Linked DNA regions of Mus musculus: regions 1 and 2 are each linked to region 3. Evidence: chromatin loops called from intact Hi-C (ENCODE). Cell type or tissue: left cerebral cortex. All regions are shown on one strand. Each heading gives the region's core, and the rest is flanking DNA. Links, peaks and the distances in the headings are about the cores only.

Region 1 (11,104 bases), core at 2,747-7,746, 1.9 Mb after region 3:
TCATCCCAAAGCCAGTGACTCAGAAGGAAGCCGCATCCTGTGAAACGCTGGGCGAGCCAGGGGCCCCGAAATGATGTCAATTCAGCTGCCGTGGCCTTCGTAACTAGCAGCAGTTGGCATTAATGAATGTCTTCTCTCTGTTTTGATGCAGCCCTACTCGTAACAGATTGGTGGATTGCACTTGTAACTGTGCCCAGAAGCATAGATTGAGGCGGATTACACTGGATGTTTATTTTACCCCCGCATATCCTTTTCACCAAAGGAAACAAAACTGCAGGACGTGGTAAAGTTCCTTGTTTTTACTTGAATTTCCAGTGAACAAAAAAGCCGCAGAATAACACTACCTAACGAGGCATCTCTAAGGAAGTACTGCAGAGTGAACAGGAGAGGCACTCGGATTGCTTCAGCTTTTCAAATATGTAACCCAACGTCACTTTGGAAAGCTCCTCCTTCGGGGCTTCATTATAAACCTTATTAGTAAATGCCCATCTGTTTGCAATGACTCCTCAACTCAAATGTGCTCAAACAGAACCGTTTTGTTGTTGTTGCTGTTGTTGTTGTTGTTGTTGTTGTTGTTGTTGTTGTTTAGGGCGGTGATAAGAAGGGCCTAGTGAGTGCTGGAGAGTCCCCATCCTGTGCAGGGTAATCCAGAAGATCCAGTTGGCACTGGATCAACCTTAAAATGTACTCTGTGCATTTCCATGTGAAAATGCCATTTAAGCGGGCTATCAAAACACTGTCTCACAGATAGTAGATCCAGGACTACTAAATCTTTCTGATGAGACATAACACAATTTCTCTAAAATGTTAGATCACCCCCAAAAGTTTCAGCACTTTATAAATTTTTAAGAGGGGTAAGTGGCTCTGTCTAAAAATAGACCTTTCTCTACAGCCGTGTCATCGAGTTCTATTACTTGGTGGCTAGTGAACACTATAATGCAGATAACGTAGTGCCTACGAACAGTGGATCCACGCCGACCCAAGCTGACAGCATCTTTTCTCTCCAGTTTGTCACTGTTAAAGTAACTAACGCTCCTCAGGTTCAGAATCACACGTGCGCACACTCACTCAGAGCCCTCACACTCCCCTCTGCCACAACTTATAGCATTATGTAGGCATTTGCTTTGACACAAAGGTTCCCTGAGTCCTCTAAAAGAAACACACACCAAATAGCACTGTATGTAAATGGAAAGGAAAACCTAGTCACCCACTGCTCCTAAAGGCAAGAAAAGAACCAAGACTTTGATCAGCCTTTTGAAAGCCATTTTGAATAAAACAGCACTAAAACTATGTTTGCCTCTTACAAGGCTCCCCGTGCCTGAGTGCTCTGTTGGCAGTAACAGGCTTCCTCAAAACCTTACACACGTAAACAATACAGTCCACTTGTTTGCACTGGAAATTGTGGGAATTAGAATAAAATAAGCTTCAGTGTGGTTACTGATGGCCTGTAAGTGGTTACTGGTGGCTTTTAAAAATAAAGACTCTTAAAAGGTCACAATCCAAATAGCGGCCTCGAGAGATCCAGAACAGCGTGGATCAGGAAAAGAGACAAACATGCCTGACCTGTTCCTGAAAATGCACGGTGTCGGGTGCCGGTTTTGAAACTGTAAAGGACTCACTAGTTTGGGCATCGATGCCTGAACATGGAAAGGGTAAATACGATATCCTTATGCTCTGATTCTTTAAAACATCAAATGTAGTTTTAATCTTCTTCGCCAGTAATCTCTATTACTTCACATGGAAACCTTAAATTAATTACTCAACTGTCTTAACTTACCTTGCCTAATAGAGCAGTTTAAAGGTGCTAATTGATAACCGTAGGAAGGAGGATGGCCAAAGCAATCTGACTGGGCAGACAGGAACCAGATAATTATTAGTCGGTCCACAGTCATTGAAATTCACCCAGTCCTGAGTAAGGCCCTGGGATACCGAGTGATTGGGGGGGTTGGGGGGGGGAGAGGTGCTCTTCATAGGGTGGGGGAAACTTAGGTTCTGAGACTGAGATGAGCTTTTGTTTCTTTGTTTTTAACCCCACGGAGGACTTTGATATTCAAGGGGAGATTTCACAGTCACAAAAGGAGGCCGGTTCATCCTCTCTCTTATTGGCAGGAGATGAACTCACTCAGCCCAGGGTGTGGAAGAGCTGGTCACTGTAGTAACTACACATTCAATTCCCAAGGCTTCAGGCAATTGTTTAACACTGGCCACGCAGTGGAATGTGGAGCAAGAGGAAAAGCTTGGTCTCCCTAGGGCTCTTAGAGAGCCTATGGAGTGGCCTCCAGAGGAGGCCGGATGGCTCAGCCCGCAGCTCCAGAGAAACAGAGCGACAGACCTCAAACTTTGCCTTTGCAGAAGCGCCTTCTGTAAATGTGGCATTGCTGACTAAGAGCCAAGAGTCATCCCTCCCCTGAAGAAAACACCTCCTGGGAGACACCTAGCCTCTTAGAAGGAGGAATGGACAGCAAAGCAGGTGGGCAGAAAAAGATCTGTGCTACTGGCAAGATGTGGAAGTCATCTACCCGGAAAGAAATGACAAGCCATTAGTCGTGGCCCCCACCCCCACACCCCGAACTGTGCTCTCCCCCACACCCCCCGCCAACGCTGTTTATTAAACGATACTTTAGGAAAGCTCCCTTGAAGTACCCTTTACAGAAAGCAGTTTCCTTCGGTAATACCGAGACTGTTCCCAGAGCTAAATAAACCTTTAAGCGGGTGAGGCCCCGGAACTTATGAATGTGATTCTTTGTGGAAATAGTTAGAGGTGGACGAGTCAATATTCTCCTGGAAACGCCCACCCTCTGCAGACAGGCCTGGGAATTAACTAGTCAGAAGTGGACAGAAAGTAGACATTCCAGATGCGAGAGCTTCCCGTGGACCATCACCCCTCACTGATTTCTCCCTTGACTGCGACCCCCCCCCCCAACTGCTTATGAAAAGTGTCAGATGCCCACCAGCCAGGACTGGTGAGGGATCCATTTGAACCCCATTTCGGTCCTCGCCTGGGTCTCTCGCCTTCTGAAATAAGATGGACCCTGCTCCCCAAGCCTCCTGCCATGGCTCTGTCCCCCTCCGGGCGTCCCTCTTCCCCGCCCCTATCCTCGCCGTCTGCCGGGAGGGGAGGGGGCAGGAGGATGCCGACTGCGGGACCACAGCTACCCTCATCTTGGCCTCCTGGGACGAGCCGGTTTCTGCCCCCGGGCCCAGTTGATAGTCAAGGGAAGAGACAGTACTGGTGAGGGCTGTGGAGGCGCGCAGACCTCGCGCGGCCACTGTGGTCCCCAAAGCCCGAAGGCCCCCGAAGGCGCGGCTCGCACCTACCTGCAGCCGGGCGTCCCGGGGGCGGCAGCACCTAGCGATGGTCCGGTAGCTTCCGCGGGCCGACGCCAGCCTCACCGCTCCTGCATCGCTTCCGAGATGCCGGTCCGCTGGCACCATCCAGGGGCATAGGGACCTCAAGTCCGCCGGTGTGTGTTCGCAGAGGGCGAGCGAGTGTGAGTGCTGCCTCCTCCGAAGGCTAAAGGGGGGCTCGGCAGCGTCTTCACCTACAAGCTGGGGTCCCCCTTCCCCGAAGCAAAAGGAAGGTGCAGCGCGCGAGGTCGGTCCCCGGGCTCTGCTCTTTATCCCACAGTGTCAAAGTAATCGGAAGGGTCGTCGACCGAGGGGGAGAGCCAAAGTCTCCGCAGCCCCCGGCGGCGCCCGCGGTCGCCCGCTGTCCCCGGCGATGCGCTGCGCGCGGTGGTGCGCTCGGCTCCCGCGACTGCGAGGATCCAGGCGGGCTCCAGCCACCGCCGCTCTTATTCCATCTCCGGTTTGTTTGCTTTGAGCGGCGAGCGAGGACTTTTCCTCTCGCCCCGCGTCGGCTCTCCCTTGCACACAAACGCGCGCGCTCACACGTTCCCCCTCTCCCGCCCTCCCCCGGGTTCTCTAGGGAAAGGCAATTGGACGCGGTGATTCACCTTCAGCAGAGCAGCCTCCGCCGCCGAGCACACTCCTCGAGTTCCCCGGCTCTCCCAGGTCTGCAGGCTCCCGGTGTGGAGCGGTTCTGAGCAGGCTCGCGGGCTGTGCGCTCGGCCGGCGTCCTCCCCGGGAGACGCCTGCGTTCCCGCAGCTCGCACTCGGGTCCCGCGGGTGCCCTCTCGGACACCTGGGCGCCGTCGAGTCGCGTCCACTTAGCAGCAACTCCCGGCCAGCTGCAGCCCCTCGATCGCGCCTCCAAGTGCAGCCGGTAGAGCTCCTCGCATCCCACCCGCCGCCACTCTCCGCATCGTGTGCTCCAAGGGAGGGAACCCCTCTGCTGTCCCCCCAAGTCACGAGCGCGCCGGCACCTTCACCACCTTGGAGGTGCGAGTTCCAGCAGCAGACACAAGCGAGCAGGTGTCGCCTGTGTCACTTCGCCAAAGGCGGGAGTGAGAAAGAACGGAACAAGGGGAGGGGCCCGAGGAAACAAATCCAGATCACCAGAAGAAAAAAAAAAAAAAAGCCAAAAAATAAAATAAAATAAAATAATTTTAAAAAGCAATCAAAGCTTCTCCCTCTCTGAGTCCCACCACAAGCTCTGTACTGTTAAAATACACTAAAGATAATGTTCGAAAGTCACCCCAACGGGCAGAGCCCTGCTAGTCCACCCTAGACCCCTGTTCCACTCAGCGGGCTGGCCGTTGGGAGCGACTGGCCCCACTGTACAAAGCACAGAGAAGGCAGGCAAAGATGGGTTCTGACACTCCAGGCTGAGTTAAGCAGTAAAATGGGACGGCTGGACCGGGAGGCTTTGACTCCCTCTGTCTCCCTCCCAATTCTGTCAGCAGTGGCTGCAGATGCTGAGAGCAAACCACCTTCCTGCAGAAAGAAAAAAAAAAAAAAAAAAGTATAAGACAGCAAACGTTGCAAATGCTGGACTATGTCTCCCTCTAGCGGTAAATCTGGATTAGAACGCTTTGCCGGCTGTCACGGAGACTCATAATTTTTCTTCCAAAAAAATAAACAAGAATTTTCTTACACTATCCGATTTAAGAGGATTTTGAATTTCTACAACTAACAAATTCTGACAGAGTCAAAGTTAAGGGGGTTTTAACACAATCCCATGATAGCATATTCATTGCTAAAGGAATATCCTAACTTTACAGAGATTTCAGAGACAGATCCTAGAAGGTCATGTCCTTAAGGTTTGGCCAAATTGGGTCCTGGTTTAAGCGGTGTACATAAGATCTTCCAAGAAAGGACTTCTTAGACTCAGCTCATTTTGATCGTGCTTATGAATGAGAAAACATTTAAGCTAGTGGTTAGGATAGTACGAAAAATGAGTAAGACTTAGACACAATGAGAGAAAATGTCGACTCTGGAACGCTTACTCAGGGATCTTGTCTGTAACTGACTCCTCTCTCGTTCCACTAGGTTAATTTTTCAAACTAGCTAAATTCTCCCCAGGTCTAAGTAGTTGTGTTTCCCCAGCCCTGAGTCATTGAAAGATTAGCATAATTCTTTCCACCATCTATAAACTACCACTTATTACCATAGTTACTAAGAACTAAGGAATATGTTTTAGCTGGTGATTTTATGGTAACATAATTTAGCCTTATTTTCTATCTAAAGGGTTTTATGTAGTTGATTTGGGAGGGCTATTTTAACAAAGCATTCCTGCAAATTTTATTAAAAAGATTTGTTACGTCAGACACAACTAAGCTAGGCACACCTGTAACTTTGCTGTTTAGAGTTTGTGAACATTGTCATTTAGTGGGAGGTGTGCCTTAGGCATTTGTGTGCTTTTAAATAGAAAATATGTATCAAGGTCATGATTAAACAGTTTTCTATTCATTTTGAATTTTTTATTTATTCTTTTCTAACTTGATCATTGTACTTAGTCTACTCTTTAAAAAAGGCAATAATTTACTTTTTCAATTGGGAGTAACTGAAGCAATTTCAAATAAAAATCCAAAACAAAATAATATAGGGTTTTGAATTTTAATCGATTGTATCTGGTAGGTTTGTGAGACTCCGGGGCATGGCAATCATTGTGCACAACATATCTTCAAATGACCTCTTTCAAAAGACCAGTGTCTCGTATGATTAAAGACTTTTATTTTATCACAATTACATGGTAACTCATTTCCTGGGGGAACAAGGTTTTTTGTTGTTGTTTTTTTTTTCTTTTTAAATAACCTGGCACTGTTTCATTGCAAATCTTACTGTAATTTTCTGTCTGTTGATCAGCCATAGATTTCAAGCAAGAATGACATTAAAACCTGTATTCTTCACTATAAGGAAAAAATCATTTCAACATAACTTCAAAACCCTGGCCTTCCCCCATCATCTTTCTCGTGTCTAATTCTTAAGGGTCTTTATGGTTTCATGAAAGCCTATCAATTTATCTTATTATTTCTGCTGCTAAAATGTGGGGCATTTAAATCTTATTTTTTACAATTTAATCCACTGTATTTGTACAAGCACATTAAAAAGTTAGTAAAGGGAATAACTGTGTGATTACAAAATAAAACGGACCTTCCCCATCCACAGATCCTCACCCAACACCTAATGATGCTGAAATTCCCTAATGCCTTTGTGTTCTCTGTTTAATCTCCAGGCAAATGAATCCAAATAACTCAGATGGAGGTGTGGAAATCAGGACTCTCGGGACTCTGAAACAAAATACTTTGCATTCCTTCCAAAACACACACACACACACACAAATCAAAATGATAAACACTCATCCGCCTTAGCAGAACCCTGGAGTTGATAACCTGCCATCTGGTTAACCTTTCTGCCTCCTCAAAACTCTACTACATTTTTTTAAATGAATATACATTTTTTAAAATACTTATTTAACTGGACTGCAAGTTCATCACAACTCAGTGCGTTCTGAGAACTTGCAACAAGCATTACTTTTGCAAACTTTCTTCTCTCTGCCTTGAAAACTATTCTACTGAGGTACACCTGGCTGCAGTTAGCTGTCCATACTACAGATTTGATAAGTCAAATCATGTGGTGTGTCTTTCCCCCCCCCGCCAGCGTCTCCCTCCACCCACCCCCACCCCCACCAGCATCGTTCTAACAGAATAATTACCCTGAGATCTCTCCCTGATACTGCAGCCACGGGTCGCACCTTCCTTATTTCTCCATAGTTAACACTAAACATTATTTGACATGCACCTCTTGTGTTATTTCTGAGTTGAGCATGAGGGAATCTTTCAGTTCTCATAAGTAAATATCTAGGAATAGAAAGGCTTGTCTTATGGTTGGGTGTATTTAAGAACAGACGTGGTTTGAGGTATTTTATACGGCACTACACATTCCCCTCAGCCGTAGTAGAGATTTTAGAGGCACTTTAAGTCTCTAGTAGAAGGTTTATAGGTTATCTCAACCCCTCATCTCAAATCCTCACAACATCCAATAAAACAGATGAGCTGAACCAATTTCGCCTGTGAATGAAATGAGCCGGTGGAGGGATTCAAACCAGGCCTGCCAAATCAGAAGCCAGCCGTCAACTTTGCTTTTTACGTTTTTTTATTCACAGTCTCTCAGCAGTGTCCCATCCCCCCAAACTTGAAAACGTTCCGTCTCCTGTGTTACAAGGACAGTGAAATTATCAGGACCCAGGATTCTGAAATGTCACTAACAAAACGTGTATAAGACTGCAGAGACGTTACTAAGAAGAAAGGGGTGGGAGGAGACGCAGCGCTGGTTCCCTGCGTTTGTTCGTCCAGGAATCATAATATTTAAGAGAATGAATACAATTCGGGTTCCCTGCGAACTCATAAAGAGAGCGGCACACGGTCCGTTCACCTCCACCTGCCTACCTTTTTTTGTTTCCATTGTCCCAAGCCATTCCCATCATCTCTAACTTTTATCCCAAGCCATTCCCATCGTCTCTGAGGAAGCCCCATGAGTACCAACCCCAGGCCTTGCACATCCCCAGCAAGTCCTTTATCTCTGAGCCACGTTCTCCATACTTATTTTTTCCATCGTATTCTAGCAAAATACGGTGCTAGCCAAGTTGCCCGGGATAAAGCCCCGGCAAGCTTTAGATAGGATGTTTCCCCATCCTCTCTAGTGTCCGTACTACTATGGACCACTACACTCAACTCAACTTCTGGGGGTTGAGAGAATTTTTCCACTGGCAGGGGTGAGGAGCAGTCTCAAGGCTAGCCTTGAACTCCCAGAGAGCCACATGCCCAGGCCTTCTCCGTGCTGGGATTAAAGGTATGCACCACCACATGCAATTTAACTGTAGACATACTTTTTAAACATTTATAGAATTGTTTCATGTAATCAGGTAGATAAAGGGAAGACAAACCTCACTCCATGTACTGCAAAGTGGTATACATACATGTTGGTAACTTTTAGTCTCCCTATAAGTCGCAGAGTCCCTAACACGCCTATCAGACACACAGGGACACAACTTCAAGACAAGAAGATGGGTTGCTTTGCTTGCAGCCCCTAAGGGGATAGGAACTCCACAGGAAGACCAGCAGAATCAACTAAGCTGGACCCTTGGGACTCGCAGAGACTGAACCACCAGCCAATGAACATGGGCTGGACCTAGGCCTTCTCTCACATATGTAACCAATGTCCAGCTCTGTCTTCATGTGGGTTCTGAACAACTGGAGCAAGGGCTATCCCAAAGAAATGTTTGCCTGTATGTGGGATGTGTTCTTCTAGCTGGGCTGCCTTGTCTGGCCTCAAAGGGGAGGTTGTGCCTAACTTCAAGGAGACTTGATGTGCCAGGATGTAGGGGACACCCAGGGGCCCCCACCCGCTCAGAGAAGAAGGGAGGGGGAAAGGGTTGTGGGAAGGGGTGACCGGGAGGGAGACAGTTAGTAGGATATGAAGTGAATAATAATAATAATAATAATAATAATAATAATAATGTTTATGAAAGGTGAATGATATGGAATTCAGTTAATAATAATAGTAAATCTTTTTTAATTAAAAAAAAAAAAGGTGTGCAAAAGAGCCAAGATCATACAATTGTCCTGTGGCTGATTTGGGCCACATTTCTGTGGATTGGTTATCTGTGTTTAGCTTAGTCTCAGGTAAAGAAGTTTGTCTGGATTTAGCTGGGCTTTCTCACAGGCCTGCAGACACCTAGCAATACATCTCCTTCTCTCCCTGTCTGACAAGTGACTGAATGAAGAGAGAGAGAGAGAGAGAGAGAGAGAGAGAGAGAGAGAGAGAGAGAGAGAGAGATGAAAGTAACTACGCCTTCTAGCATTCAATTAAATGGTGAAGACGTGTGCTACAGTGCATGCCTGTCATACGTGTGCATACCGTGTGATACAGTGAATACTGCTGTCGGGATGGCCTCGGGTTTCTAAGAGTATTAGTAGGGGAAACCTCAATGCCAGCCACTTTGCAAGTCTCTACTGAAATCCGGTTTGTCACAGTCCCTGGACTACAGGGTTTGGAAAGCCATCCCAGGCTCGAATGGCAAAATCCCCATCTCTAACAGGCAGACCCGCATAAGCACCTTGGACAGGGGAAACGAGAGGTTGTTTACATTCTAGTTACCGCAGAGGCTAACGTTTTGCACGGTGAATTAAATCACGTGTTTTATGAGATGGCTGTGAGAAGCATCGATGTCCCACTAAAGGTAACAGAGCCCCTGACTTGGGTCACTGCAGGAAGTTTGTCCAGAACATCATCTCTGGGCTCATTCATGTTATTAAACATTTTCACCAGCAGTATAAAACGTGTCTCCATAATTCTTTGCCTCTCTGGCACTGAATGAATCCCCATGGTATTAACTCACATTCCGAATGTACCTATTGTGTAGCAGAGTCCGATTGGTGAAACTGGAGTTAAGGTGTCTGGAGAGATGGCCTTCTGAAGAGCACGAAGTGCACTTGCAGGGGACCCAAGTTCAGTTCCTGGAACCCACACCAGGCAGCGCCTACCTGTGTTTAACTCAAGCACCACAGAATCCAACCCCTCCCCTCCCCCCACAGACACGTGTGCTCATGGACACATCCCCCAGACGAGCGTACATGCATATGTTTAGTTTTAAATGTCTTTAAGGTTTTGAAAACTGGAAATAAGTAACATTTACAGGGCACTGCGTTCTAACCTGAAATCAGTGACTTGGTAATTCAGACTTTTTCCTTTTTAACTTCTTTATTTAGTCTATATTTAGTTCACAAGATGAAGAATATCTGCTATAAGCATCTTCCCAATTTCTTAGCTATAGTTTGACAGCTGTGAACAGTAAACTGTACATGACCAAGGCAACTCTTACAAGGACAACATTTAATTGGGGCTGGCTTGCAGGTTCAAAGTTTCAGTCCATTATCATCAAGGCAGGAACGGTGCATCTAGGCAGGCATGGTGCAGGAGGAGCTGAGAGTTCTACATCTTCGTCTGAAGGCTGCTAGCAGAAGACTGGTTTTCAGGCAGCCAGGATGAGGGTCTTAAAGCCCACACCCACAGTGACATAACTACTCCAACACCATCACTATCCATTGAGTCCTATTTATACTCTCTCCAAACATGTCCTCCCACAGGTCTTGCCTCAGCAAAACACGGCTGTCTGTCTTAGCAAAACACCACGTGAGTCTATGTCACCTGACATATCCAGGAACTTCCTCCACAGCAATGTACATCTTTACTCTATACTTTGGCTAACAAAGGCTGCATATATGAACAGGTTGATGTCAAATGTATCTCGATTCATGAGATTTGGAGATAACGTGTGTTTACATTTTTTTTCACTCTAACAATGACTTTAAGCCTCCATCCTGAGAATCACAAAAGTAACGTTCATCTAGCTCTGAGATCCGCAAGTGGCTTCCAGGAAATCTTGAAAGTTGTCTTCTTTGTTCATATACAAACAAACATAAACAATTGAGTGGGTGGGTGCGTGCGTGCCTGTGCACGTGTGCACACACATTCACATGCACTCGCGCGCGCACACACACATACAGGCATACATGCACGCACACAGCATGCACGCACGCACGCACGCACGCACGCGCCCGCATGCGCAGGTATGCACAGACAGGCATGTGCGCCAAGGCACTCCACCGAACCCTTTCTGATCTTGAAAACACCTGTTTGTTTGCTGCATTCAACTGTTTGAATCCAGTTTTCAACTCAAGTCTCATTTCAGAAGAGTAGC
Region 2 (11,104 bases), core at 2,240-7,239, 390 kb before region 3:
CAAGCCCCTAGTGTTAAAGACAGATAATGGTCCTGCATATACTTCTTTTAAATTTAGCCAATTTTGCAAACAAATGCAAGTAAAACATATTACTGGATTGCCCTATAATCCACAGGGCCAAGGCATCATTGAGAGAGCCCACCGCACTCTGAAACAATATTTGCAAAAACAGAAAGGGGAAATAGAGGCTATGGAGCCAAAGATGGCTCTATCCCTTGCAATATTTACTCTTAATTTTCTAAAATTAGATGATGCTGGAAGATCACCAGCTGAAAGGCATGGACAATGGCCTCAATCGCCCAATGAAATGGTCAAATGGAAAAATGTCCTTGATAATAAATGGTATGGCCTGGATCCTATCTTAATCAGGTCCCAGGGAGCTATTTGTGTTTTTCCACAGGGTGAAGAAAATCCACTTTGGGTCCCGACGCGACTGACAAGGACCGTGAAAGAGCAAGATGAACCCCAAGATGATTCTCCTGCTCCCGATGATTGAAACCAGGATAAGTATGCCTTTATACTTATAGTAAGATCATGGCCAGTACCTTTACCGGTACATTCCAATTCTTCTACCTAGCCTTTGTTTTTTGCAAAGGAATGTTTTTTGGATGTGCCTTATGCACGACAAACTCCTCAAGAGCCACGGGTGTATAAGAGTACTAGTTTTCATTTAAATTATACATTATGCTTTGTGCATAATGTGGATAAACCTTTTACACCCTGTATATTTTTTAAGAAAAAGATTATCTCTAATTGGGCAGATCAAATTAATACTGCTGACACTATAAGTCAGATAGCAGAAAAAACGTCTGAGGCATTGCTTACCCTGCAAAGGGTAAATTCTCATATCACCTCAGGGTTAATGTTAGTGAATCAGAGAGTGGATATTTTACAACATGACATGGAACAGATAATGGATGTCATACAAATGAGTTGTGTGGCATCCACTTTGCATGTGTGCATTACTCCCAATAGGTACATTAATAATTCTTTTATTAAAAGTACAGACCTATCGAATTACCTGAAGGGCAACTGGTCGCAGGAGCTGGAAAGGTTGCAGACGAGGCTGCAGATGCAGATCCTGAACCTTAATGGGATCAGAGTGGAACCAGTGACCCTTGGAGACTTTACCTCTTGGCTTACCTCTGCTTTTTCTTACTTTAAGGAATGGGTGGGAGTGATTTTGTTTGGTGCTGCCATATGCTGTGGACTGGTGTTCATGCTCTGGTTGGTATGCAAATTCAGAACCCAACAAAAACGTGACAAGGTGATTATAACTCAGGCACTTTTAGCTATTGAAAACGGCTCCTCCCCTGAAATTTGGTTATCTATGCTCAAGAATTAGTCAGCATGAGATGGGATGAGAGAGACTCAACGATCATTGATCAGCCCTTGCTCATCAATAGGGTGATCATGATTTCCCCACTAATTCATTTTTTGGCTGGCCTCTTTTGCAGAGTTCGCCCTAGGTCATTTAGCAGTTATTGTCACACAGCACTGCGATATCCAGAGACGGGCAACTTTCCTCGTGCACAGTCCAACCTAAGACATGGGGCCCGGTGGCGATAGGGTTACCCTATGACGGGTAAGGCTGTGACATTAGAGGAACGACCTAAAACAGGAGCCACGGCGGATGGGCATAATTGCACAGGCCTAGTCCAGCCTCATTTTATTAAAACAAACAGGGGGAGATGTGGGAAGCCACATGTGCCGTTGCAGAGTGGCACTGACTACTGCTGGCCACCACGCATAAGATTGGACAAACAACCAATGTGTACATATGGAGTAAAGTTTTTTGCAAAGACACTGCCTGGCCCAGGCATGATAATGAGGTTCTGTAAGGTACTGAGAGTATAACCAATCAGATGTGAGACATGCAAATGAGGTATGATAATGAGGTTCTGTAAGGTACTGAGAGAGAGTAGCCAATCAGATGAGGAACATGCAAATAAGGCTTAGTGCATAACCAATCCAGGTGTGAGACACGCCCCTCCTAGGCCTATAAAAACAGCACCAGTTCTGGGCTCGAGGTCTTTTCGCCTCTACAATCAAGCTCTCCCAATAAACGTGTGCAGAAGGATCCTGTTGCAGCGTCGTTCTTCCTGGCCAGTCGAGCGCGCGCAAGAGGATAACAAGCCCTGAGCAGGAAGGGTGGTTACCTCATTTTCTGTAGGGCAAAAAGAAGCTCGTGTGTGCCTCCTCAAGCTACTGACTGCTTTTGTACCCTAGTGTCTTTCTTTGTGAAAATGTTCATGCTGATAGCAACTAGCTCTCTCACACAGTTGCTGTGAGGAATATGTTACAGCAGGTACCTAAATAAACCCGGAAGAATGAGACTGCAGACCGAAGGCATTGTGTCATCAGAGATAACCCTGTAGATTCCAGAAGGCTCCCCACTGTTTTCAGAGGCTTCTCTGCCTTCATGGCTTGTCTAACCCTGACTAGCCCTCTTCTGCTTGGCTTATGCTTCATTACTCTTGCATGGTGGTCTCATGACCTGGCACTTTACTTTGCCCACCTTTATATCACAAACCTATGCTTTTCACTCAGATCTCCATTTTGGCTTAAGACTATCTCAAAAAGTATATTCTTCACAATCCATGATGTAAGAAACTGAAATATGAAATGTATTGGAGGGTGGTTTTAGAGAGTCAAGTTGCTTCTATTTACCGTAGGTGGTGATTAACACAGGGCTCCTTAAAACTGGGCAAAGTGCAGAAATAAGAGACCGTGGATTCTGTAAATTGGACTTTTCCATCAGAAGCTGCACGAATGACTCGCAATTGTACTAGGAATTTGTAATGCTAATAAGCCCGTATAAATGACGCACAAGCCAGATATTTTATTTACGAGCCGTATGCCCAGATTGGACAGATCTAGAGCTAAGCTAACTTATTCCCCAGCTGTAACAGCCCTTGTTACTTGCTGCTTCTCCTGGCCACGCAGTTCTGGTCCATGGCTGCTTCTTTCTCCATCTTCCTCTCCCTCTCCCTCTCCCCCTCCCCCCTCTCCTCCCCCCTCCCTCTTTCTCTCTCCCTGCAACCGGGCCCTTGAACTTCCACTGCCATCTTTCTCTCCACCTGCCCAGTTACAGGTTCTAGCGTTTTACTGACCTATAGTTAAATCGGGGAGAAGGTTTGCATGGCATCCCTCAAATGCATGAGGATCTGCTCAGTCGGAACAACCACATCTTGAGGATCCAGTAGTTATCTTTAGAATACAATTGGCATCTGGCCAACCCACTACATTCAATGGTGGTGATAGCAGGCACACTTTCTGTGTAAGCTCAAGGCAGACCAAATCCCAACATGGAAGATAGAAGTGGCAATGTGGTCCTATCCCTAGCTGTTGGTAATCAATAGCTTCTACAAGAAGAAGAGTTCGTTTTCTTTCTTTCTTTTTCTTGCTTTCTATTTATTTTTATTGATTATTTTATTTATTTACATTTTAAATGTTATACTCCTTCCCAGTTTCCCCTTCACAAACCCCCTATACCTCCCCCTGCCTCTATGTGTATGCTCCCTCCCCCACTCACCCACTCCTGTCTCAGAGCCCTAGCATTCCCTACCCTGGGTCATCCAGCCGCCTCAAGACCAAGGGGTTCCCCTCTCATTGATGTCAGATAAGGTCGTCCACTGTTACATATGCAGTTGGAGTCATGGGTCCCTCCATGTGTACTCTTTGGTTGGTGGTTTAGTCTCTGGGATTTTGGGGGTTCTGGTTGGTTGATATTGTTGTTCTTCCTATGGGGTTCCAAAACCCTTCAGCTCCTTAAGTCCTTGCCATGACTTTTCCATTGGGGTACCCATACTCAGTCCAATGTTTGGCTGCCTGCATCTCATCTGCATCTGTGTTGGTCAGGATCTGGCATAGACTCTTAGGAGACAGCTATACCATGCTTCTGTTAGCAAGCTCTTGGCATCCACAATAGTGTCTGGGTTTGGTGTCTGAAGATAGGATGGATCCCTAGGTGGGGCAGTCTTTGGATGGCCTTTCCTTCGGTCTCTACTACACTCTTTGTCCCTACATTTCCTTTTGACATGAGAAATTCTGGATTAATATTTTTCAGGTGGGTGGGTGGACTCATCCCTCAACTGGAAGCTGTGTCTATCCACTGGATATGGTCTTTGCAGGTTCTATCTCCTCTTTGTTGGGTATTTCAGCTAATGTCTTCCCTGTTGGGTCTTGGAAACCTCTTGGGTCCCTGTCACCTGGGACTTTCTAGAAAGTCCCAAGGTTTATTTTCTTTAATGGATTTGCCTCTGTTAAATGTTTCAGGGGAACAATACACTTACCCCGTGCTCTAGTGGAAGAATATGCATCCAGGATTATACATAAATGGCACAAAATGTACTTTATAGGTGTACAAAAATAGAAAAGGAGACACAAAATTGGATGGATAATGAAGAAGGGTAGATCTGAGAGGAGTCAAAGGATAGAGTAAAATGTGGTCAAAATATTTTGCAAGAAATTCTCCAAGAGCTAATCCTCAGCATGTTCTTTAATGCTCTACAGGAAAGTCTGGCAGCCTCAATGACCATTCTGAGAAGAAAAGCACGATTTCTGCAGACTCCCCTGATGTAGAGCCTTTGTCCTTACACCAGTATCCATTCTCTCTGCATGGTTAAAGGTTTCACACCAACTACAGTCTGTCCCACAAGCCTCAACAATCTGCACTGAACAGCTACAGAAATGAGTCTTTGTTTCTTCAAATGAGAGTCGGTAAACTACATGTAAATTTAGGCAGCCTGGAGGCTGACTGTTCATTTACCCTTACTGTTTTCTCTGTAAAATAAAACCCATCAGTGAAAAACACAGCTTTGATGCTTACAAAATAATAATGACTAAAGCTTGTTAAATATGTATTACACACCAGACTTTCCAAGCAGGATTGCAATAAATAGTACTTTCCCCAGTGCTCAGCAGGATTTTTATATTTTTATTTTATATATAAAGAAACTGAGGCTCTACCGATTTATGCAACTTGCTCATGTTTACACAGGGGATGAGTGTAGACAGACACAACATCTATTCTACAGTTCAGATTCTTAATGATTCTAGACTGATAGAGGAAATGAAAATTGATGTGACCTGCATAGTTCTCTATAGGAAGTTGGACTTGCATAATGTACTGGTTGGTGTTGTTTGTCTTCTTGGTAAGATCTGGAATCACCTAGAACAAGCTTTCAGGCATGCCACGCACGGATCCTTTAGATTAGGATGGGCTCTGGACATTCTGTGAGGGATTGCCTTGACTAGGTTGGTTGAGCTGGGAAGGATTGGCCAGCTGTCCTTGGGATTGAATCCTAGACAGATGAAAGAAGAAAGCTAATTGAACAGCAGCATCCTTCACTCTTTTCTTGGTGACTACACACTCCATATCAACAGCTGCTTCAGGCTCTAGCCGTGTGCCATGAGAAGCTGTCCTCTCAAAGGTGAGCTAAAATAAACCATCCTTCCTTAGGTTGTTTTTATAAGGATGTTCTTAATGCAGAAATAGGAAAAGTAATAATAGACCATCATACAGACACTGAAGTGAAGCACAGAACAGGTCTACGTCATTAGCCACAAACACTGCTCACGTCATGCCATTGTGCAAGAGTCTTCTCTTTCAGTTTTCCTATCTAAATTGGCTTTCAAGCACATATTTTCTTGGCAGGATAGGGTTCTAAATAACAGCTTATACTCAAGTAGCCATGTACTGATGAGCCCTTTGAGCTTTGTTAATTATTAATGATTTAAATGCAGGCATTTGCTGTATTTGTCTGAGGTCCATTGTGAGTGACGCTCTGTGCTTACAGACATTAAGCCCGGTGCTCTTAAGGATGACCTTTCTGAGGCTAGTACAGTGAATGGAGAGGAAGAAAGCATACTTTAAAATTGCAAAAGCCTCTTCGATTTCCAGTCTAATGAAAAATGGTGTATTTGTCTGGGAGCTCTCAGTGTTGTTGATTTCTTCTATCATTTAAGCACAAAATAGCAGTTTCCTTCGCATGTTCTCTGAATATTGAATAAAGTGTGAAATCAAAAATATCTCACATGGAGATACTGGAGGAAACAAAGAATGAGGGTCAGATATAGCAATTCTGAATGATAGACAAGAGACAAGTACTTGTGTGCTTTTACTGCCATTTTTGAATGTTTCATTGCCCAGCTCACCCTCCTGAGGAGATTGGTAGCACTGACAATGGAATGTACTGTGTTCTATAACTTCCATGTGTTCAAACAATCTATTTGAATAGAGAAAATATTGGAAAATAGGACTCTATTTCTGAGCAGATTTAGCTCTGCAGAAATTGTATCATGCAACCAATGTTTCAGAGACACCATTGACATCCTTTTCCCTTTGGTAAAACTGAGTATCAGCACAGAGAAACACACCAATAAGATCAACCCAGGAAACTAAAAACAGCATATTCTGGAAGACTAGACATCAAATTTATTTTATTTTAAAAATATATAGATATAAAAATAAAGACATAAATTTTATTTTAAAAATATCTCTCTCTCTCTCTCTCTCTCACACACACACACACACACACACACACACACACACACACACACACACACACTATAAAACATCATGAAGGTTTACCCCTTGTAAATGCATGTATTCTTTAATGTGGGGGAACAGAAATATTAAATAAAATAACCTATAGTAAACTGTACAAAAGCAAAATGCTCAAAATTATACAGAAAAGTAAATAAAAAATGAGGTGGGTTAGAAATAAGAAAGGGGAAAATTTCAATTAATCATTACAAACAAAAATTGTATTTTTTTTTAGTCAATCATAATTACCACATATGTCCCATCATTGCCTTCTCACTCTCTGTTACTGGAATATTCCCTTCTCTCCCCCCTCTCCCTCCCCCTACTCTCTCTTCCTGCCCCTCCTCTCTCCCCATCATTGACAGCATCATTTATAGATGATAAAAGCTATGAAGGCAGCCATTATATGAAGCAGGGGGAGCCAAACTTTAAAAAGGCTGCTTCCCTTTTTTCTAGGTTGAACTGTTCATTATTCAATTAGTTGTACTTGTAAAATTGAGTAAGAAAATAATTTTACCTGGAATTAATTAATTTCATGTCCTTTAATTTGAATGTTCAAATTATCTAATTCAACGGCAGTTATAATGCACATGTGAAAAGGGAGCTTTAGAAAAGACATCTTTAAAAAATGTACTTTGTAGTCTTGTCTGTTCATTTCTGATCTTTGCATGAGGGAAAATGCTATTAATTGAACCAATTTTGTGACACAAAACAGCCTCTCTTATGCTTTCAATGACAAAGGAAGATTAACAGTGCATTTGTCAAAGTTGCAAAGCATTTGCAGAATTATCCATTCTACACAGGGTAGTCAGTTTTATTTTGTTTGTGGCATGAGTAAACACCACAAGGTAGACACTTAATTGATTCGATCCTTGTTAGCATACAATTTAAGCTTAAAATGTTTTCATCTGTCTCTTTCTTTACTTGTCAGTTGTATTAGCCAATTGTAAGATTCTCAGGTACATAGTGTTATCTTTAAACATCCCAGCATACAACTGGATGTGGGTTTGCCTGGATTGACATGGTAATTCCTTTTCTACCTAGTAATAATTGGGGCAGTTTGGCTTAGTGCTGAAATAACAGATTCCACAACCAATAGATGGCACTGTAAGTATTGCAAACATTTTCCTTATTTCTTCTGTTCCAGTCAGTACAATTATTTCCAACACTAAATGATAATTTATATAGTTAAGTAGAAAATAAAGGTGAATTTAGAATGTCCACGTTGAAGAAATTCAAATGATTAGTTGCTGTACATGTTTTAAATGTTTTCTGCATTCTAATTATTTGAAAGGCCTTTCTTTTCTTATACGTTGAACCTCAATGTGTCATCAAGACATTCATGCCCACTACTTGATAAGGTTTCTGGGATATCTCTAAGCTCACTTAATGTGTATGGTATCTGCAAAGATTTCAAGTTTGGTGCATTTTGCCTGTTAATATTATCCTGGTGGGAGGAGAATTGGGGATAATGTTAACCAAGACTTTTCTTTGCTGGTCCTCACCTGGGTTTTTCATAACCCAACTTAGTAAGTGACCTTTTCATTCTCCATTATGAACAACATCTTAAAAATGTTCAATGAATCCTACATATTATAAGAGAACATGTGTGATAGCCTGTCAACAACAGACTATAGCAAGTAAAGTAATCTGCATATCGTGAAGAATTCATCTCCCCTGAGCTTAGTAATTATGTATTTGTTTATTTTTATGTGTAGGTATGTTCCCTCACATAGATGTGTGTGCACTGCATGAGTATATTTCAATACTATGCACGCATCAACAAACCAGCAGAGAGTATCAGGTCTTGTGATCCTTGAGTGCAGCAGCTTGTGAGCTGCCATGTGGATGCTGGGAATGGAACTAGGCTCTTGAGCAAGAGCAGCAAGTGCTCTTAACCTATGAGCCACCTCTCCAGCCCTTTTCTCTAGATTTCACTAACAATGGATAGGATTCTGTAGACTTGTTTATTTATTTTTCCCTTTTTTAAAAGATGTAGGCTGAATTAAATGGGAATACTCTGTATATAAGCAGCCAAGCTAGGACCAAATCTGTACTGTTAAGTAAGATTAAATGACTGTTTCAATCTTTACCTATGTTTGTTTGTTTGTTTGTTTTTTGTAAATAATGTGTAATTATTTTGCAGTTATATCAAGTGTTCCATGAGTCTAAATGGTATTTTCAGAAAGCTGTTCTTAGCATGATGCCACACCAAACACTTTAGCCACTCAAACTACGGATTCTATGTCACCACCTTTTCAAAGCCCTGCCTTAATGCACTGCCTTCATCTAACAAGTTTAACTCTTTGTTTAGTGAATACTCCACACCAAGTGAATCTCAGGCAGTGAAGGGGCACAAATATCAATCTATTTGCTTTAACATAAAAAAATTAAGTCTTTAAGTTATAAATACCTTCATATTTTATTTTTTAAAAAATCACATTGGGATAATGCACATACATGTTTCTATAAATTTATACTCATGCATATTTCATGATTGTGCTTCTCATGTACATGCATATGAAATGAGACAATGTAGATGCAGGGTGGATCACAGCACCTGGTTGTATTTTTAAGTACCTACTTATTATAATTGCTTGAAAGAAACATGGGATAGTGTTCAAAGATTAATTATATACTCTCAATGATAATACTATACAGTCCCATCTATTTCTGTTATGGAGGCCATTTTGTAATATGTGGCTTCAAGGTACTCTCTGTGCTCTCCGTTCCCCATTAGGAACACCCAGAGCTCTAGCAGCTACCATTTAAATGTGATCACTTTCCTCTAGCATCCTGTAGCCAATAACCATATAACCAGGAGTGGGTTGATCTCTGAGATTCACCTCAACAAGACTGATTTTTTTTCATGAGCTCTGTAGTACCTGAAATCAAACTAATGCAATTTATTAATATGCCTAAGGATGTTTGAGAATACTATTTAATGGAGGCATATGTATCAATCGCCCACAAGTCATACTCTGATACTTCTAGAATTTCATAAGAGAAATCCCATATAGAATAAAGCATAGTGTGACATGCACACACTTTTACAAACTGTGATTTTGATTCGTGGATTTTCCAGAACTGACCGCATTCACTTGTCATCTGCATCATAGTTTCATTAACATTTCCTTCTTCCTCCATTCATTAGATACTCCTTTGAGGCAACGATTAAAAGAATAAAAAATACAACTACTCTCCTGCTTTGCATTTTAGAATAAAAGAAATTACAGCCCCTAGACTGACAGGTTCTGTGTCATATGCACAAAATTACACTTTGTTAAGCTTGATTTGTAAGAAGCAATCCAACCTAAGAGGAAATAAAAAGTTAGTTGAGAATGTTTAATTCAGTCAGCAACAAAATAAATACCACCACAGCACTGAGAATCGTTTCTATATTGTAAGAAATATTAGAGATGGTTTACTGTCAATGTTATTTTGTTTCTTCTTGGTTGGTGGGTGGTGAGCTCTGCAATCAGGAGAGAAACAAATTATATGTACTCACCTTGAGTAAGTAACCAGCTCTTCAAAAACTCAGGCTTGTCACTGATGTAACAATTTTTATCTACAGCATAGAAGAATGTTGAGAACTATATTTAAAATTTATTTCACATAAAAGAATGTGTTGACACTATTTGGCAGTATCTCAATACATTAAACATAGAATCATCTGAGATCCCCCAAATTGCACTTCTGGGTATTTATTAAAAGTAATTTAAAAACAGATGTTCAAATAAAAACCTATATGTGGGCATGCATAGTTGTACTATTAAAAATAAGGGAACTAATGAGAGCCAAGGGGAAATAAAATGCAGTATACATGTGCAACAGAAAATTATCCCAAAAGGCTAAAATATTGTTACCTGTTCTCATTGGGTGATCTAGAAAGGAGGCTAAGTGAATGAAGCCATATAGGGTATCTACATATTATACACACCATAGGAAATATCAATATTAGCAAAGTTATGAAGAATGAAAGCAAGTTAGTAGTTGGCATGGGCTAGGAAGTAAGAGAGGGGGTATCTGGTTAATGGTTGTGAGGCTTCCACTTGTGGTCATGAGATTGAGACAGGGGCATGATGCTTCTGAGAGTAGCTTGGTATTTTCACTTAACCTGCTGGAGACTAGGCGAAACACATCTTCGGTGTTCACAGCTGGATAATTTGAGGGCTTACTACTACTATTTTAGAAGATAACAATAGCAGTGTCATTTGACTTAAAAATATAAACATTTACCTAAAAATGTTTATACATATTTCATTTTTCCTTTTGATTGGGAGATGAATGTGTTCCCGTTTTAAGTTAAAGTAATCATTAATTATTAAAGTCACAATTCAGGGCACAAAAATGCTGGGTCAGAGATTGAAATGTGTGTTTATATCAATCAAATATTCCCAAACCCACTGACCTACTTTAGCATATAGAAGTTCTGGTTTTCATAAAGGAAGTCTTTCATACAAATTTATCTATAATGACTTCAAGTTAAAAGTACCTACCAAGTGCTACATGCAATAGTTCATGCCTCTGTAATCCCTTCACCCTCTATGGTTA
Region 3 (11,104 bases), core at 2,932-7,931:
TAAATGAATTTAATAGATCTACATTATGTAAAAGAGCACCTAAGGCTACCATCTTATTTCTAAATTTATAAATATCTATGACTAAGGTTTACAAGGAAAAATGCAATATTTGAAAGGTAGGTGATGATTGCTGTGTATGTGTGTTTCTGTGCCTGTGAGCACACACTTGTGGAGGTCAGAGGCTGATGCTGAGTGTCTTCCTCTGTTGTTTACTACTGTATTTCAGTAGACATGGTTTCTCACTGGACATGAATTTCTCTGAATGACTATGCTGGCTGGCTAATAAGATAGTAGGAGGCAAGAGTCTCCTCTAGAATTGTCCTCCGTGCTTAGTTAGAGCATTGCTGCCATGACTGTCTTTCACATGTGTGGGGATCTTTCATGGCAGGCATTGATAGTTTGAACCATTGCCCCAGCTTCTGGGTTGTTTTAGACATATGCTTTTTACAAGTGATATTAACTCTATTTGAAATGAATGCAATGATTATTCCTGAATTTACTGGATTTTAAACTGCATGTCATATAAGGCAACACATCATTGCACACTTTAAGAATACAGCTATGTAAGTTGCCTGTTAAATTATATTTTCAGCAGGGTTTTTTCGTTTGTTTGTTTGTTTGTTTGTTTTTTGGACAGGGTTTCTCTGTATAGCTCTGGCTGTCCTGGAACTCACTTTGTAGACCAGGCTGGCCTCGAACTCAGAAATCTGCCTGCCTCTGCCTCCCGAGTGCTGGGATTAAAGGCGTGCACCACCACGCCCGGTTTTCAGCTGTATTTTGAAAGAGTATGAGCATCTCTTTATTTCCTCTCTGCTCAATGTAGTATTACTATCTTAGTCTATCTCTGTCTCTCTGTCTCTTTGTCTCTCTCCATATACACACCCACACACCCACACCCCTCATATATATATATTATACACACATATATGTATGAATAAGTATGTGAATAGGCTTGTTCATTCTGATGAGACATTAGATCCATAATCATAGTCTAGCTGTCTAGACTGTATAATATATATATATATTATACACACATATATGTATGTATAAGTATGTGAATAGGCTTGTTCATTCTGATGAGACATTAGATCCATAATCATAGTCTAGCTGTCTTCCCTCTTTGTTTAGCTCTCAGTGTTTACAAACCATTCTTGGAGTAGAAATTGTGGAAAGTATTCAATTCTCCAACTTTGTAGCTAAGGGGATACATCTGCTAATGACGCCATTTCTTGATTGTTTTCCTCCCACAGATCACAAACAAACAATTGATATTAAGCACACATCAGTTTCATGAGATTGAAGCATCTGAAGTCGTGTGTAGGTTGGGGTTTATAGTTAGCACCAAGTAAAGTTATAGAAAAGAAAACATCAGTAATTACGTCCAGCAGAACTCTTGGGCATTTGTAATCAGAAACCATGTCAGGGGGCTTCTGGATTACTTACACGTTAAGGGAAATAGGCCAGGGCCGGATAGAGAAATGCTGGGTATTTCCTCTCACTTTCTGAGAGCGGACTTTCAAAGACGGCATGAAAATAGAAAGCTGTTAGGAAGAGGAAGGTAGAGAAGCAGGAGTTAATTGGAAGGAGGTATGCGAAGCATGCTTTATACATTATGAACACATCATGATGAAATGTTATATGGCTTCTCAAAAAAAAAAAAAAGAATGAGAAGCAGCAGCCCATTTACAGTAGCTCTACTTATTCTTTATGTTAAAAGGCAACACGGAAAGGATGGTGGTGCACACTTACAATCCCACTCTTTCACTGAAGTTCAAGTTTCAGGCTAGCATGGACTCTGTAGCTTATCTGTCCTTTCCTGATTGCCCTTCTGTTTATCTACATGTATCACATATCTACATATATATGTGTGTGTGTGTATATATGCACACACACACATATATAGATATATGATATATATATATCTATATGTGTGTGTGTGTGTGTGTGTGTGTGCGCGTGTGTGCATGTCTGGATGTCTATGCACCTGAAGAGATTTATTTACAGAATGAACTCATGAAATCTTGTCAAGAAAGTCAGATACTACTCTAGGCCCACAGTCCTGATGGGAGTTGTTATGTACTCTTGAATGGAGAGTTTATCTTAAAGAGACACCCCCCCCAGTCTTTCTCACACATTTTCTATGAATTAAAATCTCATTGTGAAGATGAATTTGCTTTTTCAGAGGCTGTGGTGTCCTGAGTTGGTTCATAACATCTAAAATCTATCTTCTTTAGAAGAACTTAGTGGCTAGCCTTTGATTAAACTGCTAGTCATCCTAGCCAGACAAGATGGTGGTCTGTCTATCACATTCCCCATCACTTCTGTTACTCAGCCCCTTTTAGAGATTTCCATCACTCTATGCTTGCTAGTTTCACTCCAGCTTGTTTCCCCATTGCTCCAGCAAAGCTGTCTTGCATAGAATTAGACTCCTTCTTCTCTATGCCCAATTACCTTCCTCTTTCTTGCATCAAGTTACACATATACATATATATGACTGTGTCTATTTCTGAAATCCTTTCTCAGTTAAAAAATACTTTTTGTCTTTTAAACACTGTTGCCTGGTCATGCTTGTTTCTCATTCTCTTACTCCCCTACACACACACAGACAGACAGACACACATTCACACACATACACACTCACACACACACACAATATACACATACTCAAACACACACTCACACATAGAGAAATACACACACACACCCCACAGAAAAGAAGAAAGAGAGTAAGGAAGACAGAGAGAGCTACAAAGACAGGGACAGAGAAAAAAGAAAAGAAGCGTACTATTCATGCATGTACACATACCTATACAGACACATACACCCATGCACACACGTACACATAGACACACACACATGCACACACACAGATACACACACACACACACACACACACACACACACACACACACACACACACACCTCAGTACCTCTTTATCCATTTGTCTGGAGCTTTTCCCACCCTTTGTTCTCCTATCCTGGATCTACTTGAAATTTCTAAACTTAGGTAATTGTTTCTAGAAGTCTTCCTTCTCACTCCAAATTCTTCATTTAGTACAACTTATGGATAATAAACTTTGCTCAATTATGTGTGAACAACAGACATTGGAGTAACCCAAGCCCCTTAATATCTCATATATTGGATCCTATCCCTTGGCTACCTCTGGGAACCAGCCTTCTGTATATGGATCTTTTTATTCTGGTGTGTAATTGAACCTAGTAATGGTCTACCACCGAAATAAAAGCAAATCATCTTCTCAGATAACCCAGCAGTTAGAGATTCTGCTTCCTTGTCTCCAGTTCCCTGTGATCTTTGAAAGGCTCAGCTTTTTTCAACACTCAACCTTACCTTACTGTTTGTTCTCCATACTGTAGTCTAACTAGAGTTCAGCATTTTACCTTTTATCTTCTTTCACACTTACTCATTTCCTCAATGTTCAACGCACAGTGCTATTCTCCTGTATTATGGGGCCATATGTAGCTGTTTTCTCTTCTCCGGTTTTTCTCTGGATTGTAACAGTGCTGTTATGATCAGTATGAAATGCCCTTCTAAGGCATCCTCATAAGGATGACTTGTGTCAGGTTCTTGGTTAAAGGAACATAAAATGAACACAAAAGGTAACCAATGGGCTAGCTTTCCAAAACTACTTGTCATTTACAATATGTTCATCCTCTGCCACCCGGGTGCTCACTGTTAGCACCTGTTCACCTTTTCTATGCCTATGATGCACTAAATCTTTCTCCCTTCACACATGTTCATACTTTTTTTTCTTCAAATTTTATTTAAAATTGACCTTCTTTATGAAACCTGTGTGTAGCTTAGCTATCGGTATTATTATCACTGATAAGATTAATAATAATTAAGAACATTTGCTATTTCCACAATCATTATTTTCCCTCCCTGACATATTTTCTTCTCTATCACTTACTTTATTCACACCGTCTTGTTTATAATTTAAGATACCTTAGGGTGTGTGGAGATGTCTCAGTTGGTGGTATACTTGCACCAAAAGCACAAAGGAATCAATGCTGGCCCTATAATTTATGTGGAAAAGCCACAGATTGTGTCACCCAGCTGTCGTCTCTGTGCAGGAGAGATGGAGGCAGACAGACCTGTGGGGCTCCCTGTCTAGACAGCATGGATTACTCAACAAGGCCCACATCATTGGGAGACCAGTTATTTAGAAAAAAATAGAAAGAATGAATGGGGGCTGAAGAATGACCCAATGGTTGTCTCACATATGACCCATATCCGAACATACACATGCACAAACAAACTAAACATAGTTCTATATATCCACTGTTTATTCCCTTCCTTCTCTTTTCTTAAAACAAGAGATCTTACTACATAGGCCAGGCTAGTCTCAGATCTGTAATTATCATAATGTTACTCTTCTAAAGTGTGAGATTACAGGTGTGTCCTTCTGTTTTTCTTGTTTTCGAGATGGTACTTGTATCTATTTTTCTTTATGATGTATTGTGTGAAAGAAAAGCATTACATATGAAGAATAAGAAACTGACAGTTGAGTAGCTATTCATTTCTGTAATGTCATAAAAATGAAGAGAAAACTGCTCATAGAAAATCATGTTACCTCCGTATCTCTGTGATCTATTCTCTCACAATAACACACACACATCTATGATTTGTTCTTAAAAGCTGAGACCATGTTTCATAAATAAACATGTAAAGGTTCTCAGTAGAATCCAGAAATGAGTGGTGCAAATGTGATTTTCCTTTGTGTTTAAACTTATCAGACATGACAAGAAAAGAAAAGCTTAGAATGTATACACCATTACTACTACAGTATATGAGTGCTTGTACCCCTGAAAGTCCACCCAAAACCATTAAAAATTAAAATATAAGACAACTGAACAGAGGATAATAACATACACACCAAATAAGAATAAAACAAAGACTTCTGTGCAGTAATAATTCATGCAAACCCCCATGGTCTTAACACAAACACTTGGGATTTAGTTTGTTTAACAGGATAGCTTTGTTGTTGTTGTGTTGTTGAGACAGTGTCTCTTGCAACCCAGGGAAGTCTTGACCTCACTGTGCTACCAAGGATGACTTGGAATTTCTGACCTTCTTGCCTTCATCTCCTGGGTGCTGTGATTACAAGTCTACGTACTAGCACAGAAAGTCTATACACTGCTGTCCATTTAACCTTTGGATATGTTAAGCAAGCCTTCTACTAACTGAACTGTATCCTTAGCCCCTGGCAATGAAATGTTTAATGTGGGGAAAGGTTTGCATGTTCATTGATAAAGATAATAAGTATTGTAAGTAGGTGTTTGATGTATCACAATTTAAATACTCTTTGCTACTGGTTAAAAAATAAAAAGTTCTGACTAACATCTTGGAACTAGCTAGGCTGATTCCCAAGGTTCTAGAACTGAAAAGAAGCAATAACCAGGGACATTCTCTTCTGTAAAGACAAGCGGGAGAAATGACTCTCCTGGACAACAGTTCTGTGATTTATGAAAGCAAAATATGAAAAGAAGCAAACAAAATAAAACAAAAAAGCAAAGAAACAAAACACCCTCATGGTATGAATGCTTTCATTCCCTCAAAATCACATGTTGGAATTCCCTCTCTGGTTGAGCAGTAGCAAGTGATGACATCACTCAACAAAGCTGACTATGAGGGAGCTCTGTCTTAGTTACTTTTCTGTTACCATGTTTAAATGCTACTACCAAGGTGTCTTATAGAAGGAAGAGTTTATTAGAGCTTATGGTTCCAGAGGGAGAGTGCCCAATGGCAGGGGAGGAAGCTAGAGCAGGATGCTGACATCATGTCTTCTACCAAAATCATAAGCCAAAGAATGAGTAGAAGTGGAGAGAAGCTTTTAACCCTCAAATGTGGCCTCCAGTGACATCATTCCTCCAGCAAGGGTTCACTCCCCATAACCTCTTTAACAGGGACACACACAGAGACCAAGCATTCAAAGGAAGGGAGTCTTGGGGATTCTCATTCAAACCACCACAAACTGTGATACCTCTTCCTCCATGTATTGGCCCATACCGCCATCTAGAGGGATGTAGCTAAGTGTAGCTAACTGTTGTTTGGGGGTTTAAGGAAGCATGGAGTGAATGTGTGAACACCAAATGGAATTTTGGGTAACAGTTCATTGCTTGACCAGAGGGAACATTGCCAGGTCAAGAACCCCATTGTCTCAGAGTCAAGGGAAGAAAAGAGCCTTCCTCTGGTCCACATGTGATTGTTGCCAGTGTTTGGAATTATCAATCACACCCAGAGGACTTCAATCTGAGACTGTTCAGTCACAGAGGCCCCCAGTATAGACTAGACAATACCTCCCTTAGAGCTATATGCAATAAAGATACTGAGGCTCCACGTTGCTGTCACATAGTTGGTGTGGCTCCATCAGAGTGAGCACACCCCACCTGTTCTGAACCGAGTGCCTCTCCTTTTTCTATTCCTGTCTTGTACTGGTCAGTATTCCATGATCGAACAGTATTGGTAGCAGCTGTGTTGTGTCTACCGGTGTCTTAGTCTTGGACCTCCAAAATACTATCACTGTGGACAATACTTCTTTGCCATTTGCTAATTGTGTAGTCTTAGGAATTCTGTTATAGCAACCCCATCATAAATAAATGGTGATGTGAAGACGGATAAGGCAAGCATTTCATCAAAGTCCAGGGATGGCATTAGGAAAATGGTGGAATTTTTGCTTGCTATGGAGTTTACCTGGTTTAGGTGCAATAAAGTCTTTCAAAATTGTAGGCTAATTGAGTTGTTTTGAATGATTTTAAAATGTTACCAGTAGACAATAAGGAAAACATCAGCACTACTGAGTCAAGAAGTAAAGGATGTACCAGGGCTTCTGAGGAGACACTAAACTTTGTTAGTGCCCGGGGAAAGAGAGAAAATTAGACTCAAAGTGTAGCTGCAAAGTTTGGCAAGATTGCCAAAGAGATTGAATGCCCACTGTCAGTTATTACTAATGTCAAAGTCAGGCCTCTGAAAGAAAAACAGCAAAATTGAGGTCACAGATGAAGATGAGCCAGAGGAACATCACTGCCTTGGATAGAAACCCAGAATTAAAGGACATGTCACAGGCTTCCTTCTTTATAAAGAGAGCAAGCTATCCATTCCAGGTCCTGGGTGACTTGTAACATGGCTTTTCCCCTTCTTCAAAACTACCCCTAGGAAGCCTCATGGAATCTAGGGAGACAATCAAATCTATGCTGTACTCATAGGCTGAGACAATCCAGGAGGAAATGAGGTGAAACCAAATTATCTGCAAGACATGGTTAATATATTCTACTGGAAGAGAGTGCAGCAGAAACTACCATGGGTTTTCAGGCATTTGAAATTGAGGGTGGGAGATGGGAGTAGATGTTGTGATGGATAAACTGTCTCATTTGATGTTCAGGGTTCTGGCTGGGATATTTGACTGGAGTCATGTGTACCCAGAAACTCAGACATGATGAAGGGTTTTACCTAGTCCTGGAGAGAGGCTAGAATACTTTTGAAATAATAACAGATAAGGGCCAGCCAGGGAATGTATTAGTGGCTTTATTTAAGCTGTGAAAAAGTAACTGAGAAAAGACACGTCCGGAAGGAAAGGTTTAGTGTTGATCAAAGTTCAAGTGTACAGTCCACAATGACAGAGAAATTGTAGTGTCAGGACCTTGCAGCAACAGGTCCCAATGCATCCACACTCGGGAAACAAAGACAAATGCCAGTTCTCAATTAGCTTTCTCTGCTTATATAGTCTGAGAGCCTGGTTCATGGAAAGCTGCTGCCCACATGGATGCTGGATCTTCTCACTTCACTTACAGTCCTTTATATAACCTCTCCCAGACATAGCCAGGGGCTTGTCTCTTTAGTGGTTCTAAGAACTATCAAGTTGGGAATATTAATTATCATGGGGATATAAGGAATATTAACAATGTAAGGTCTGAAAATCCCCCCTTACTGTATTCCCAAATGCCCAATGGATGTTTCTTTCTAAGGCAAGAAAGAAACTTTATTTAGCACTGCTAAAAAATGACATTAAATATTGAAAAATGTAACACTTTATTATTATTATCATTATTATTATTATTATTATTATTATTGCCTTAGTCACCGTTCTATTGTTGTGAAGAGACACCAGGGCAACTTTTGTAGGAGAAAGCATTTCTTTCAGATCTTGCATGCAGTTGAGAAGTTCTGTCCATCATCGTCATGTCAGGAAGCACAGAGGCATGCAGGCAGGCACCGGTGCAGTAGCTTGCAACCACATTGTGATCTATTGGCAGAAAGAGTAACTTTGGTTTTGGCATGGGCTTTTGAAAGCTCAAATCCCAACACACTTTCCTCAACAAGTCACACACCTTAATCCTTCTAATCCTTTCAAACAGTGCCACTCCTGCATGATGAAGCATTAACTCTATGGGGGCTGCTCTTATTCACACCATCACAATTATTGGTTTGTTTATTGTAAGCTGAAGTTTATGGTACAATTTGTTGCCATGGGATTGAGCTGGCTACTATCAATGGAATGTTGGGCTTTTAGGATTTCAGAGACCAGGCAGCTACAACACACGGGCTACAAGCTGCTAGCAATCATATAATTGGGATCAGGATCAGATGGGCACTCAGAAGCTCATTTGGGTTTTTTGTGCTGAGTAATAAAATGTGTTCTTTAAGACAAGAAGCACAGGTCACTAATAAAGGCATTGTCATGTCGTAACAAATAAGAACTGTTGAGACAAGTATGTAAGTTACTCAGATAGAAAATTGTGGTTTCATGTTTATGTCAGTGCAAATTAAACTCACAAAATGATGGCTGCTTTTGTGAACAAGCTTTGTAGGCTTGAAAAAGACCCTGAGATATTGTAGAAATCATAGATAATAAAAATTATCCAATCTGAGGTTGAGAAGATGGTATGGCAGTTAGGAGCACTGACTACTCTTACAAGAAGACCCAGGTTAGATGCACCCACACTGCAATACCCACACAATAGCCTGTAACTGAAGTTCTAGGGGACCCATCACCTTCTCTGGCATCCTCAGGCACCACACACACACACACACACACACACACACACACACACACACACAGCATATTTATGTACATGTGAGGGTAATACTCATGCACATAAAAATAAAAAACCCTTTAAAAATACCCAATCCTTTCCCCATTAGACCTATGACACTTGTCAAGTGACTTGACCTAACATTGGTTCCTGGGAAAATAAAACATCATCATAGGAGTTATAGGATACTAATTAAAACAAGGACACAATTTAAGGCAAGAATTAAAAGTCAGGTAGAAAGAAAGCATTGGGAAAGTCTGTATACTATAGAATAACCCTACACACACTTTAGGATTAGTACTCAAGTCCCATGAAGGATATTTGGAATTGATAGAGCTAGCAGCTGTCAGCATAACCACATTGGATTCCTGACTAGAGAAATAAGAATTATTATAGCTTGAAATGCCAACTGGAAGTCTCACAAACTCCTGGAGACCATGATGCCCCTGCCAAGATATATATCACATGTAGTAATGTCTTCTGGGAAGAAATGCTGGGTATTTCTGTGTCATTATTTAATCAACCTTTATGGTTCTTTCAAAAATGAGATAGGAAATGGTTGATGAAGATTGATGGCCATAAATTTTACCAGTTGAGGCTTCAATTTCTGCTGCCATGTTGGGTTTTTATTTGAGCAAATTCTCAAGGCTTTTAGCATCTTATATATAGTCACTCATCTGGCCTGTATTTCTTCTTGTTCTTTTTCAGTTTAGAGAAAGGAAATTATTTTATCTAGGCATAATGATGATTATGTTGTCACACCATTTTGCTTAGCTCATGTTAATTCTCTTCTCTGTCTTAATATTTTACATAAATGTCAATTATCTGAGTATTTTCCTCCCTGGGTCACTATATTAATAACGGGATACTACCAAACTCTGGTGATAATAAAGGAGCAGGTACTCTACATATCTCAGCCAACTATGCATGGTAGAGAGTGGCATTTAAGTTCATGGAGGAAGGATGCTCAACATAAGATGTGCCTGGAACCCACCACGGTTATTTCCCATTTTTGTGGAAGAGTAAAAATGACCAAGAAAGCATGTAGTTGTCAAATTCTCAGTTCACGTGTCATTTTGTACAAACTATGCTGATTCTGTTTATGTAAAACTCAAACACCTAGTTCTGAAAACTAAAGGATAAATTAGGACAGCCTTACTCACTGTGTCTTTCAGAAAAGCAGTAGAGGGATTTTACCTTTCTATTCTCATGATATTAGATACAAAACTATTCATCCAGTCTCTTAAGTCTTTGATCGAAAACTTTTATCAAAGGATATTTGGAGTCCCAGTGATATTGATCACCCTTCTTACCCTTCACACCAATAGACAAGCAATGGGCTGTCTTTAATGGCAAGAGTTGTAAGTCCTAATGTCCATAATTAAGACACAGAAACATAGGCCTGCATCTAGAGATTTCTTTGCTATCACTTTGAACATTTTTTTACAGTGGGAATTTTTACTATGCAGTTGATATAGCCAAAATCAATAAGAACAAATTGAAAATATGGACCCAGACTCACCAGATCTGGGATCAGTATTCTCCTACTAGACTAGGAAAGCAAAATTCTAGAACTTGCATTGTAGAACAAATGAAGCTGTCATTTATGGCCTTGGGACCTGCTGTAGCAATGGGGGTAGTAGTTTATGTTCTAAGCTATCTCGTTCCAAGTGTTTAACACATTTCACTGGGTGCCAATTATACTCTGCTTGCTTTATGATTAATTGGTCTTGCAATCTTCCTTGCTTAGTTTTTCACACAGAGTATTCATAAGAGATACACAATTGCGATAGCTTTGACATGTAGTGCCCCCCCCAAAAAAAACCCTCAGATTTCTAAGGCTTGGCTCTCAAATTGAGACTTTCTTGGATCCTCAGGAAACTAGGTTTCATGGTGAATTAGTGCATTGATAAATTCATGGGTACATGAGGTATTAGTAGGTGGGTTATATTTCCAGGAAGCAAGTCACTAGAGATGTGATGTTGACAGGTACTTCTCATCCACAGACCTTCCTTTTAGATGCTATGTATATCATGGCCAAAATAAGCTGATT

What was found. Hi-C counts contacts between places; a loop is a spot of excess contacts. Peaks named below come from ENCODE experiments on the same cell type or tissue, not always from the same donor. Only the 100,000 strongest peaks of a DNase experiment are listed, where the experiment ranks them.
Region 1: a loop joins it to region 3, with 2.7 times the contacts of the local background. A loop is called at or near these places in 2 of 42 quality-filtered maps.
Region 2: a loop joins it to region 3, with 9 times the contacts of the local background. A loop is called at or near these places in 4 of 42 quality-filtered maps.

The regions. Positions count from the first base shown.
Region 1 is chr10:123,257,756-123,268,859 of GRCm38, reverse strand. Tafa2 (TAFA chemokine like family member 2) reads right to left here and starts at 4,784. Exons shown (of 5, transcript NM_001252387.1): 1 at 3,319-4,784. In left cerebral cortex, for the core only: a CTCF peak has its summit at 4,913 (motif pointing left); DNase peaks (open chromatin) are centred at 3,294, 3,925, 4,335, 4,798 and 2 more places; H3K4me3 peaks cover 2,099 bases; H3K27ac peaks cover 2,072 bases.
Region 2 is chr10:125,495,084-125,506,187 of GRCm38, reverse strand. No RefSeq gene overlaps it. Among named protein-coding and RNA genes, the nearest start is that of Gm40795, 67 kb to the left of the region's middle. In left cerebral cortex, for the core only: no CTCF peak of the experiment used is centred there; a DNase peak (open chromatin) is centred at 4,753.
Region 3 is chr10:125,109,453-125,120,556 of GRCm38, reverse strand. No RefSeq gene overlaps it. Among named protein-coding and RNA genes, the nearest start is that of Gm36771, 46 kb to the left of the region's middle. In left cerebral cortex, for the core only: a CTCF peak has its summit at 6,048 (motif pointing left); a DNase peak (open chromatin) is centred at 6,022.